Linked DNA regions of Homo sapiens: region 1 is linked to region 2. Evidence: chromatin contacts called from ENCODE Hi-C or POLR2A ChIA-PET data. All regions are on one chromosome and are shown on one strand. Each heading gives the region's core, a stretch centred on a gene start or an enhancer-like site at or near the end of the contact. The rest is flanking DNA. Distances are from core to core; before and after follow the strand shown.

Region 1 (6,236 bases), core at 2,132-4,631, 2.1 Mb after region 2:
AGAAGGACATTCCCAGGAGGAGGCAGCTTATACATTTCGGGCTAGCTTTGATCTCTAGCCTCTAGGAACAATTTTCTTGCTTTGTCATTATGGTTCCAAACATTGGTCCTTTTGGGGAAACTACTCCAGCTCAACAAGCAAATGTCATCAGGTTTGTTTTTGTTTTTATTTCTTTCCCTAGTACAGGAAAGAAGTCCAGAATATGCCACTATAGCATAAGGATTATTTTGAGCTAAAGGCATTTGAGAATCAGTGGATGCAGGAAGAGTTGTTTTATTTTATTTTAATTTTTTCCCTGAACTTACTTGCCTCTCAAAAGAATTCAACTGTCTTAAATTCCTTCCCAGCAATTTCAAAACCAGGGAAGATTGACCCTATCTTTAGAAACAGGAAGTTGGTACTGGGATAATAAATCACCTAATAGACTTTGTCACAAAACTATCATATCTCCCATCTATTCTCCCAAAGGCCTGTTTATCTTTTCTGAAAGTTTTTTCCCAGAAGTGCCCTTTCTCCTTCTCCCTTTCCTTTATTTAGACAGTATATAAGCCCCAAATTCTAATTGCTCCTTGAGTCATAATTTTCTGTGAACTCTGACTGCTTCAGTGAATAAAAATCTATCTTTTCTCCTGCTAAGCTGTGTTTTGTTGGTTTAATTTGCAATCCCCCGAATACTGAACCTAAGAGGGTAGAGTGAAAGTTTTACCTCCCTGGCAACAGGAAAACTTATTTTGTTAAAGATGAATGGCATAGAAGGGGGAAATGATGGTTGGAGTGAGGACCAAAGAAATAACAAAAATGTCCACTTGTACTGAGACAAGTTTTTCCTAAATATTTATTAGTTAGTCCTCAAATATTTTGCTTAAGAGAAGTCCTCAAAATGAAAGAAACTACGTCTTCAATGTACTGAGCAGAAGGAAAGGAGACTGTGCAGCTGAGGAAGCCAGGCCTGAAAAATAAGTGTGGGTTGTGTCACCACACACCAAGGACTGGTGAGAGGAACAATGCACAGTGGTGGAGTGGGAACTGAGCAGGCCATGAGAAGGACAGATATTTGTTTTGCTGCATTCAAGGCCACCTATAGTTCCTGCCCTTTGGGTGCTCATGATGGCAGACAAGCCCTCATGAAGGTGAACCAAAGGAAGGTAATCACAGGGGACCCGTTGGCCCCACCACGCCTGAACAGCTGCTGCAGCCTGAACTTTCTGCCTCACTCCTGCTTTCCTTTCTCCCCATGCATGCTTGCTTGTTGCACTGAACTCTGGCGCATCACTCATTCCTGTTCTTTTTGTCAGGAGAAAAAGTTCTCCTGACATGCAGTGTGTCAAAACTGTACTCATCTCCTCCACCTGCCTTCCCACTTCCCGCCCCTATGCTCCCTCCTGGCTTCTATTTTAAATTTCATTGCAGCAGACACCTCTCTCCAGATTTCATGCCTCAGCAAGGGCACATACCATTCCTCCAGCGAAACCATTCTTTTCCTTTTCACCATTTCATCCTTTTGACTTTCAAACTTCTCACCAACTGGGTGCGTTTTATCCTCCTCTGGTGCCAGCCTTCCTTCTTTGTTAGATACCTAGCATTTACAGCCATCTCTAGGCAGATGTGTGGTCGTTCAGTAAGAAGAGAACACATGTTTTGTGTGCTCACTCCAATGGGTGTCTGGCTTATAAAGTAGGTGTGGTCCAATTCCTGTCTGCTGCCACCATTGTGCCCTGCTCTGGCCAACAGCTCAGAGAGGTTTGCTCTCTCCACTGGCCCTGAAGACCTCCCATGTTCCCCCAGTTCAAACTTCACCTCTCTCATGAGGCTTTCCCTCACTGCATCCTCTACCTCTCTCATGAGGCTTTCCCTCACTGCATCCTCTACTCTCTCATGAGGCTTTCCCTCACTGCATCCTCTACCTCTCTCATGAGGCTTTCCCTCACTGCATCCTGTACCCTCACAGCCCTTAACACACCACTCAACAAATACGCATTTGCATCTAACCAAATGTGACCCTGTGTCCATATTTATGTTTCTGTATATTAATGCATTCTTGTTTCCCCTGCCAGGCTCCATTAGTCTGGTTAGCTTTTGCCCAGGTATCAGGAAATGAGGGGATGGGGAGAGGCTCAGAATCCAAACTTGACAGAGTAGCTGTCCACCACTAGGTGATGGTGGGGTCAGGCATCTCCTTAGGCTGGCTGTGCTTCTGTTTTCTTTTCAATGGAGATACCGGCTTTCTTGGAAACACATGTGATGGTGGGCTAGCCGTAGAAGCACTACTATAATAACGATGTGATCTTTGTCATTTCACTTCTTCAGACCTCATTAGTCCTACATATAAAAAGAGGAAGTTAAACTAGCTCAAATGTACTGAGCAGAAGGAATGGAGACTGTGCAGCTGAGGGAGCGGGGCCTGAAAAATAAGTGTGGGTTGTGTCGCCACACACCGGGACTCCTGGGATCCCGACCTCTTTTAGCGGTCAAAAGAGGGCAAACTAGTTGCCTAACAATATTTAGAGCTATTTCTCTCTTTTCACTCTCATTCTACGAGTGTACACCGGAGTTTCTAGCAACTACATGGTATGTGAAGTCATCCCTCTAATGATAACCTGTAATGAGGTTACTACTGTGATTTTTAATGAATACATTTTAAAATGTTTTAATTTCTTCAAAAGCAAACATTAATCTCTACATATGTGTGTATACATATACAGGAAATGTATGTATATATGAATATACATATATTCATTGTATATGTGTATATATATTCATACATAATATGTGTGTGTGTATATATATATATATTTACACATTTCCTACATAAATAAAAGTTCTTTAAGGTCCTAATAATTTTTAAGTGAAAAGGAGTCCTGGGACCAAAAAGTTTTGAGAATCACTGAACCAGATTTCTAGATCTTTAAGATCATTTATTCACTCAACAAATAATTGTGCCTCCTGTGGCCAGGCATTTTGCAGATACGGAGGATAATGTGGTGATAGCAACATGTTTCCTGCTCTGATAGAGTTTTACATTTGGGAGGGAAGAGACAAACGAATAAATTAACAAGATAATTTCTGAGAGCAGTAGGTTTAATGAAGCCGTAAAGCAGGACACATATCCCTGCACAATCTGTGCGCCTGCTCAGACGTAACACCCCGCAGCGCAGCAGGCAGATTCAGCGGCGTCGCCCCATAAGGGCCCGAGCCCTCTCAGTTGGCCTAGGACGGCGAGGGCGGGGCCTGCCCGCCCCCCTGGCGCTGGCGTCAGGTGACGTCACTGTGCCGCGCCAGCCAATCGTGGGCAGCCGGGGTCTAGGCACCACGGTGGCTGGCGGCCTGCGGGCGGCGCTGTGGCCCGTCGGGCGGCTCCACAGAGCCGCCCTAGCCTTCCGCCTTCCCCAAGCCAACGTCTCCGCCGTCGGCTCCGCGGCGCCGCCATGGCCGACGTGGAAGACGGAGAGGAAACCTGCGCCCTGGCCTCTCACTCCGGGAGCTCAGGCTCCAAGTCGGGAGGCGACAAGATGTTCTCCCTCAAGAAGTGGAACGCGGTGGCCATGTGGAGCTGGGACGTGGAGTGCGATACGTGCGCCATCTGCAGGGTCCAGGTGATGGGTAAGCGCTGCACGCGAGTCCAGGGCCGCCCTGCGGCCTCCGGGAGCCGACCTCGGGGTTGGGAAGGGACGGGCGTCCGTCAGAAGCCTCGGAAAGTGCCCTGCCTGGGAGAGTGGGTGGAGGTCGCCCTGCCCCGGCGCCGGAGGAACGCGGAGCCACGCTCCTGCTGCGGCTCCTGAGGGCTGCGGCCGCCGCCTGGGGCTGCGGGGTTGTGCAACAGGCGCCCTGCGCCGGGTGGTTGGTGTTCTAGGGAGAGAGACGGGCAATAAACGGAGTTAAACAAGGTAATTTCAGGTAGTGATGGGTGTGACCAAGAAAGTAAAACCGGGTGATTGTTGGGAACTAGCAGGAAACACTTCGGTTTGTGTGTCCAGCCCCAGCCCCACCTCTAAAAGCTCAACACAAGGTGGTCAGGGTAAAGGCCGTGATTCAGCAGTGAACTTTAATAGTCTTGGTCACCACCAAAGTGATGCTCCAGAGTCATCTTCCACAAAACGACACCCTTAGTTCTCCTCGAGGGACGCAGGAAAGTGTTCATAGCCATTGCATTTCCGGATTAGCTTACCGCCGCTCTTCGAATGGCTTTTAAATCTGGATTGATTTAAGACGGGTCAGATAGCACTAGCGTGGCTTGAAGGGAACAGTGTGGTTCAAGAATATCTAAGTTTCATGGAAGCTGAAGAATTGTAAGCCCTTTTTTCAGAAACGTAAAACTTCACCTCCATCACACCCCCCTCTCCATATTGGATGCCATTTCCTGGAGAAGATACTGTGCTGCTCTGAGTCATGCCTTTGTGGAGAACCCTCTTACAAATATGTCTTCTTTCTGTGATATTTTGAGTTAAAATATTAGACCAAGTGAAACTTTTCAGAACAGCTTAATCTTGTTATATTTTATATGGTTCTAAGAACTCAGACCACTTTGAAAAGCAGGTGCTATTTAAATGCAAGTTGTATTTTCAGATAGGGCATTTAAAATTACTATGAGACCCTCTTCAGTGGAATTCTTTATTGAGGGTAGTTAAAGAAAACGGACATTTCTATCGTTTGAAAACTGTGACTTGTCTTGAAAAATGAGAGAATTGGAGAACATACAGAGAATTGCTCACCTTAAGGGGGGTGAGACTGTAAACATACCAGAATCAAGAGATTTCGCAGTTTATGCTCTTTTGTCTTTTATTCCTAAGGGCTTGTTTCAAAGAGGATTTACAACAATTGGATTCAGATATTTTTATCTTTCTCTTTTGAAAGACCTTGATATTAGACATGACCCACTTATTTTACATGGATCACTTGAGCCCAGGAGTTTGAGACCAGCCTAGGCAACATCGCAGGACCCTGTCTGTACAATTAAAAATTAAAATAAAAAGCTGACCAGGCATGGTGGCCTCCAGCTACTCTGGAGGCTGAGGTGGGAGGATCCCTTGAGCCCAGGAGGTCGAGGCTACAGTGAGCCTTGTTCCTGCCACTGCCACTGCCACTATACTCCAGCTTGGGTGACAGAATGAGACCCTGTCTCAGCAACAAACAAACAAAACATATGAGGCTTTAAAAGTATCTAGTTTATTTGCCAGCAATACAGCTGCCCCTACCCCCACTTAGGAATCATAATTTCTAGTTTGGGAAGCATTTTTAACTGATCCAGGAGACTCTTTTTTTTTTTTTTTAAGACAAGTTTCGCTAAACATTTTATCTCCTAAATAAATTTCCTTTAGTTTAAAGGAAACTAAGCTTTCACTTAGTTCCTTTCCAGTTTAAAAATAATGTTCCCAAAGGGTATTTTCAAAAGATTTGTCTCCCAAAAAGCTATTTCCTCCCCAAAGGAAAAACATTTAAAGAGTAAGTGGAAATGTATAACCTGAAATAATGATTGAAACTTTGCAACAAATAAACTTTACTGAGAGATTTTAATGTAGGTCAAAGTATAGACTATAAATGACACATTTCATCATAAACTTTCTAATTATAGCAAGTATTCTGCTACTACAGGATCAGTCTTGCATATTTACAACAGCTGTACTTTGGGTTCAGGAAATTATTCTAGGCTAGACCTTTGTATTTTGTTTATGAGGTGTTAAAACCCACTTAGAGGTCAGGTGACAGCAGAAGGAAATTTTTTTTCCAGACTTCCTAGTCCTTACCCTAGCATCATTCTAAAAGGTGTTATTGTACTCCTTAGAAATGTGCTGTTTTAGATTCTAGGAAGATCATTAAAGCAATTTTTTATCTTTTATCTGAAACTTTAGGAATTTGTGTAGATTTGGGTCAGTTTTGATAATCTACATCAGAGCTATAAGTGTAATTTAGAGATTCCTAAATTCAGCAACAAGAACCCACTTAGTTCCCTTTCCTTAGTATTTGGAATTTGTCTCACACACTTGTGATTTATTATACTTTCTGCTCCCAAGACTTGCCTGTCAGCCCATTCTGATATGGATAACACTCTCTTCGTTTCCACTCTCCTCCCTTCATTCAGAAAGGAGTGATGATTACACAGTGAGCAAGTGCTGATGAAAAGGGGAATAGGTTTGCTAGTACAGCCAGTTATAATAGCCAGAGTAACCCTTCATGACTGTATCACCTTGGATATTTCACATAACTTTTTGGAGCCTTATTTTCCTAATTTGTAAAGAGGC
Region 2 (6,671 bases), core at 811-3,310:
ACCTGTTAAGCCTGAGCAATCCTCACGACTCACAAGGTGAGTGAGCTGCCCAGGGTCAGTCACAGAGCTGAGAAGTGCCAGGTCTGTGACCACCAAGCCTGGAGCTTCCCTTCTCATGGGCTGGCATCCTGCAGTGGTCTGAGAGGGGAAAAGAGAGGCTGCACAATGGCTGCTCTCTCTCCTCTTCCCTCCAACACCCTCTGTTAACATCATACCTGTTCTTTTTTACCACTCCCCACAAATGGTGCCAGACTCCTGCCTCATCTGGGTTCCCCTACTCTCTGGGCCTCTCAGTTGGTTTTCATGGAGCACTTTCTTTGTCTACAACAATGTTGTGAACAGAGCCAAATAAGAAATTGGGATCATTTGAGCCAATAAAATACAGTGAGCAGCTGACAGATGTTTCCTGAAACCTAAAATGCTCTCCCAAATCCATGGGGTCTCAAGGTCTGACACGTCCTTAGCAAGGTCCCAGCATAGTTGCTGCTTCTGGGAAGTCTTCTGTCCAGTTTTAAGAGGTGACACCAAAAGCTGAGAACCACCAATGAAATTCAAGAAGTAACTGATGCTCAGTGGAGCTGTGTGAACCATACCTTCAGGGGCTCCTGGGTGGCTTTCTGAGAAAAACAGAGAAGCTTTCCCCTGCAAGGCCAGTGGGTAAGAACCCTTTCTCTGGGTTGTGCCAGGGTGGAACTGTCACTTTATTTCACCTGGCCCACCGGACATGGGCTCCAGGAGGGCAGGGCCCCTGTCTGATTTCTCTCTGAATCCTCAGAGCCAGGGTAAAGTGGGCGCCAGTTAAATGTTTCAAGAATGAACAACTAAACCAGTCATCATTTTAGAGAACAGGCTGTTTGAGAGATTCTACTCAGAACCACTTATTTGATAGAGGAAGAAACAGGACTCAAGGAGAGGGGAAGTGACTTTGCTGAGAGGCAGGCACACTGTGTTTAGTCCAGAACAACATCAAGCCTTGGATGTTTAGTGCAGAGTAACATCCAGCACCCATCACGCAGTGCTAAGTCATTTACATTCACCATTTCCATTCTCAATGGGTAGAACAATCCCATTTTACAGAGGAGAACGTTAAGGTTAAGGAACTTGCTTTCCCCCCAGCTCTCTGCAGGCCAGCCCCACCAACCCTCCTTTCCTCAAGCCACATTCTCTCCCAACAAAATGAGTTTGCTCTGTTGTTCCCCGCCCGGGAATTCTCTAAAGTTTTAGTTCCAGCAGCCTTTGTAGCTGGGGGCCCTGATAAAATCTCTCCAGCACCCTAGAATTTCAATCTTCATAGCTCTGACCACAGTTTTAACGTTCACACTTGTTTGCATAGATATCCATTTGCTGTCGGTCTCCCCCCACTGGACTGTGAGCTGCACGGGGGAGGGCACCACATTTTTTGGCCTGCTACTGTAACCCCAGCACTTAGCCCAGCAGCGGACACTGAGTGGAACACGTTAAGTATTTGTTAGACACTGTGCTTATATTTTTAACCTTTGAGTGCACGAGTGCTAAAGGTGGGATCCGAACCCACGTCTCCGGGACTCTGGTCATAGCCAAAGGGGAGCTGGGGGTTAGGTTGACACGCTGCAGCGAGAACCGCCGGCGCGCAGAGGCAGCGCGGAGCTGTCCCCCCGGTTCGCGCCACCCCGGATGGCTCCGCACTCCGCCGCCACCTGTCGCCCCAGCGGGGACTCCCAGGACTCAGTTAGGGGCCAGGAGTCACGTGGGCCCGGGCATTCAGCCGCGATCCAGGTCCTAGTGGGCTGACGAGGGGCCCACGCTGCGCTTACCTGCTATTTGCAGGGCTCAGCAACGGCGCTCGGCGAGTCTCGGGGGACTGCGGGGGACTAGGGGACCTGCTGGGCCTAGCAGGGGCTGTCGGTCAGCGCGCGGCCCGGCGCCCGAGGTCCGAGAGGGAAACGACGTTTGGTCTCGGGACTCAAGGCTGCCTCCGGCCCGGGCAGCCTCAGGTCTAGATCCCCTAGTACCTGAGCTGGAGGCGGGGCCAAGGCGAACTTGACCTTGCGCTCCCTTAGCGGCCCCGGGCAGATGGAGTCTGAGGGAAACAGATCTGCGCCCCGCCCCTTCGCTGGGGCGGGCCCTAAGGAGACCCGGCCCTGGCCCCGCCCAGGGTCCTAAGCCCCGCCCTCTCCCCTGCCCCCGCCCCCGCCCGCTGGCTCCCAACCGCCAAGGCTCTTTTGTGTTGCGTGCGTGTTTGCTTTTTTATTCTCCTGTTTTGTATTCTGTTTGTTTTGTATTTTTATTTAATTTTCTTTTAAAAAAATACATGAAAGTAACGCCCACTTACTTATTAGAAAATAAAATTATCTAGATTTGCTTATAATGAAAGCAACAGGCCACTTCTCCCTCCCATCACAGCTCTTTTTAACAATTCCTCCGTTAATTTCTTCTAGTGGTCACCCGCTTGTCGCAAAAAAAAAATAAATAAATAAAATAAAAAAATAAAAAAAGAAACTTACATAGCGATTTCTTGATTTATCCATTGACTTTCTGCCATGTTATATGAGGATCTACTCTCTTACTGCGCGGCCCCTGTTTCCTTCTGACAAATTTACACCTCTATTCTCAAGCCCTGCCCTGGTAAACGCCAGACCTCAAAGCAGGGAAGGATTTCTGGGGCCTGAAGCATACACAGTTGTGTGGGGAGAAGGAAGGGAGGGCTGCTTAAGAAAGAGAAGACAGAATTAGGGCTTGCCAGTGAACATTTATTTGGAATGAGAAAATAAATCTTAACAGAATCCTGGGGTCTTAGAGATTGGGGTCCCTATCCCCTAAAACCTTCTTAGGAAATTTAGGTCCCAAATTTGCTTCCCTAACGCAGTCTGGCTTCCTCTGCCCACCCAGAACTCTCCATAAGCCCCCAGGGCTCATGGGAGCCTTGCAGAGAGAGGCCTTGAAGGACAAGATTCACTAGATTCTGCCAATACAGTTTCCTAATGGAGTGAATTGGAGTGTGCGAAAAAGAGAGACATCAAGGATGATGTCAAGGTTTTTTGATTGCTGTACACTTAATTTCCAGCGTTTCCTAGACACAGGAACACAACCTCATCTTAGTATGGAGAGTGTTTTATAAGCCTGTCCACATCACCAGAGCCTCACGGTGCACCCATGAAGTTGGCTGGACGGGTGCACTGTCCACAGTTTTAGGAGGCCCATAAATTTGTCCCTTGTGTATTAGCACCGGGGGCATGCAACTTGCACCCAATAAGTACCCAGGTAAATGGTACTTCCCCACTCAGTCTGAAGACACAGTGTCCGTGCCCTCTCGGATCCCTTTTCTCTTACCTGTGGTGTAAAATGTGGCTCCAGAAGGTGATCTTGGACAAGTCTCTTTACTTCCCAAGCCTCACTTTCCTTTCGTATAATGGGAGGTAACAACCCCTACCGCACTGAGTTTTGGGGAGGATTAAGTGGCTTAACATCTTTGGATATTCTTTAATTGATAAGTCAGCTTATTTCCCAGCAGGGTGGGAGGCTCATGAGAAAGCTTAGGGATTTCTGAGAATCTTGTGTAGCATGTAGTACCACAGGTTGATTAGAGGCCTTCGATTAAAATCGTGGGCTGAAGAGTCATTCTGGGTCAGGGCCCTAGGCCAGGGAGGGAGAAGCTGCACACAGAGAGCAGAGAAGAGGCTGGGCAATGACTTCCTCATGCAAGGGAAGCTTTCTCTGCCTGAGGTAGTGAAGACTAAAGCTTGGTCTAGGAGGAAGCCTGGTTTCCTAGGCAAGAAAAAAGGAATGAATTAATGGCATTCACAGCAACTGGATGAGATTGGAGAGTGTTATTCTAAGTGAAGTAACTCGGGAATGGAAAACCAAACATGGTATATTCTCATAAGTGGGAGCTATGCTATGAGGATGCAAAGACATAAGAATGACACAGTGGACTTTGGGGACTCAGAGGGGAAGAATGGGAAGGGAGTGAGAGATAAAAGACTACAAATTGGGTTCAGTGTATACTGCTCGGGTGATGGGTATACCAAAATCTTACAAATCTCCTCTAAGGAACTTACTCATGTAACCAAATACCACCAGTTCCCTAATAACCTATGGAAATAAAAATATTTTTTTAAAAAAGTAGCGTCCCCTTGTGCTGGAAGGTAAGAACCTCATATAATAGCCAAGCTTTACCTAACCTAAGCGGTGAAGACGCAATGGCTGAGAAATCCATTTTGGAGAGGCAACTACCTCCTAATTTTTTAGAAGGAGGAATACCTAAATGCAAGTCTTGTATTTGCTTAAGCTCACAAAAAGACTACTGGATTATGGGTATAATGGGAATAATATTTTCAGATCTCTCCTTTATTGGTAAGTTTCATTTCTCCTGGATCCTATCTGCCATTATGGCTCAAGGAAGGTGGCCACCTAATGCCACCTCAGGAAGGAGGAAGATTTTACATAGAGGATGTCTCAGCTTGAGTGCCTCAGAACCAGATCCTGAGGTAAGAATTAATGCAAGTAGTTATTTGAGAGGTACATGGAACACCAGCAGAGTAATGAAGAAGCAATACAGGGAAGAAAAGGGGAGCTCAATAAAAGATTAAGCCAGCTACTATAATAGATGTTTAGGGCTTAATCCTAGGGGAAAACCCTAGAAAACTGTGTGAAGAGCATGCCTTGGAATCATCCCACCCAAGGCTGCAGGAGACAGGTCTCTACAGGGAAAAAAGCTGGAACTGACCACTTAGCTCATATTTTTGAACATTTAAAACATTATTTCTAGGCATAAAAATGTCATTACTAAAATGAGATCTGGCTACAGTATAACACTATTCTGCAGTTTCCTTCTATCACTTAACAGTGTGCTGATGAAGTTTCAGGAGGAACTCTTTGGGCAGTAAGCAATGTGCAGATGGCTGAGAGTCACAGTCCTGGGATGGACCTGAGGCCATTCTGGAAAGCTTGCTTGTGGATGGATTGTGATGAGGCCGTAGACTGGGGCAGCCTCTGTATTTGGATGAACCTATTCTAACCTTGACTTCTGACCTGTCGCTGAGGAAAAGCAAGCTTTGAGTGGGTAAAAGTAAAATGTAAAAGGGAGACTGGTGGACTTTTCAAATGACCAAAGAGGGCAAACTTTTCAGTCACTGCAACTACTTCAGCAGATGGGCATTTTCTTTTCTTTTCTTTGAGATGAAATTTCACTTTTGTAGCCCAGGCTGGAGGGCAGTGGCGTGCAACCTCCGCCTCCCAGGTTCAAGTGATTTTCCTGCCTCAGCTTCCCAAGTAGCTGGGATTACAAGCGCTCGCCACCACGCCCAGCTAATGTTTGTATTTTTAGAAGAGACAAGGTTTCACCATGTTGGCCAGGCTGGTCCTGACCTCAGGTGATCCACCCGCCTTGGCCTCCTAAAGTGCTGGGATTACAGGCATGAGCCACCGTGCCCGGCCAGGTGTTTTCTTACAAACAGTGAACAGATAGTGCTCATGCCAGATCTTTCTTATACAAGCATCAAAGCAGGTCCTCACTAGAAAACCTTCACTTTGTCAATTTGGCTTCATGGCTATACTTACTATTGAGCTAAAATTATCCTTTTAAAACGTGAATCAGTTTATAACACTCCTCTGCTCAAAAGTTTCCAGTGGCTTCCACCACAATTAGGGTAAAATCTCAAGTCCTCCCCCTGGTGTGCAAGGCCCTCAAGGATCTGCCCTGACAAGTGCTCCAGCTGTCAGCCATTCTCATCTCTGGTTTCCTTGACTCTGTTGCTGTTCCTTGGACACACTGGGCCTATTTGCACCTAGAACCATGGTGCTGCTGTCCTCATTGACCTAAATAACACACCGCCCACTCTTAGGATAACTTTCCCAATTCATTAGCTTTCTAGTAGACAGCTCCACTTAACAAACAAAAATACTCCCATACAACCCCTTTTGTAGTACTTACTACCTATCATTGGAGGATATTTTGCTCATTATCTGTCTCCCTCGCAGAAGTGTAGGGCCCAAGAGTGGCTGAATCTTTATACATTTTGTTCCCTGATATGTCCTCACACCCACAACAGTGCCTAGCACCTGATATTCAATAAATATCTGTTGAATGAATGAATGCATTGAATTGAGCAAATGAAAAATATATTCAGTACACATACAGATAAAAATATTCTAGAATGCAGACTTTCAACTAATCTTGGTTAGGTTCCTCTCAAACTGAAAAAAATTGTTAGAACACAGAAAAATAAAATGAAATGGCTGAGCTGTATTATGTAATCTGATTTATAATTACAGGTTGAGTATTAGACTGAGAACTTTTGCTTTTTTATATTTCACCCAATGTCTATGTTAAATGTTTAAGCAAAGGTTAGCTTGAGAGGCTACATACTCATTTAAAAGTAGTAAAAAGAAACAAGGTTCTCCTAGTCACTTTAATAATTCAGAATAGTATTCTGTGGCTTCTGTTGGCATTTGAGACCCCAAGATGGCAACTGGTTACCTGAAAATAAAGGCCTTGATCAAATATTTAACATCTCACTTATTTTCATTTTCTGCATATTTTGTATTCCTGATTCTCACTTTTTTTTTACCCATTCTGCAGTCACACAATTCACACACTGAAGTTAATAGAAATGTTCCATGGATTATTAAATGCAGCTAAGCAATGAGTTTTTGCTAGAAAATAAGGCCAAACTGGGGCCACTTTGCTATTC

The links. A loop is a pair of places that touch in the nucleus more often than their neighbours do. ChIA-PET counts read pairs that join two places held with the same protein, here RNA polymerase II (POLR2A). Pooled maps may share reads with other maps.
Region 1: a loop to region 2 is called in a map of B cell, with 12 times the contacts of the local background. The contact joins the promoter of RNF7 here to the promoter of NMNAT3 in region 2. A Hi-C loop is called at or near these places in 1 of 168 maps with a recorded cell type or tissue (B cell) and 5 of 50 pooled maps. POLR2A ChIA-PET finds 5 or more read pairs at or near these places in 1 of 52 experiments (activated T-cell).

What each region holds. Positions count from the first base shown.
Region 1 is chr3:141,734,917-141,741,152 of GRCh38, forward strand. It overlaps RNF7 (ring finger protein 7), which reads left to right and starts at 3,382. Exons shown (of 3, transcript NM_014245.5): 1 at 3,382-3,600. The coding sequence starts at 3,426. RefSeq lists enhancers at 2,925-2,974, 3,015-3,064, 3,175-3,854, 3,415-3,654, 3,855-4,533 and silencers at 3,155-3,414, 3,675-3,854.
Region 2 is chr3:139,675,912-139,682,582 of GRCh38, forward strand. It overlaps NMNAT3 (nicotinamide nucleotide adenylyltransferase 3), which reads right to left and starts at 2,061. Exons shown (of 7, transcript NM_001401600.1): 1 at 1,794-2,061. RefSeq lists a silencer at 2,115-2,164.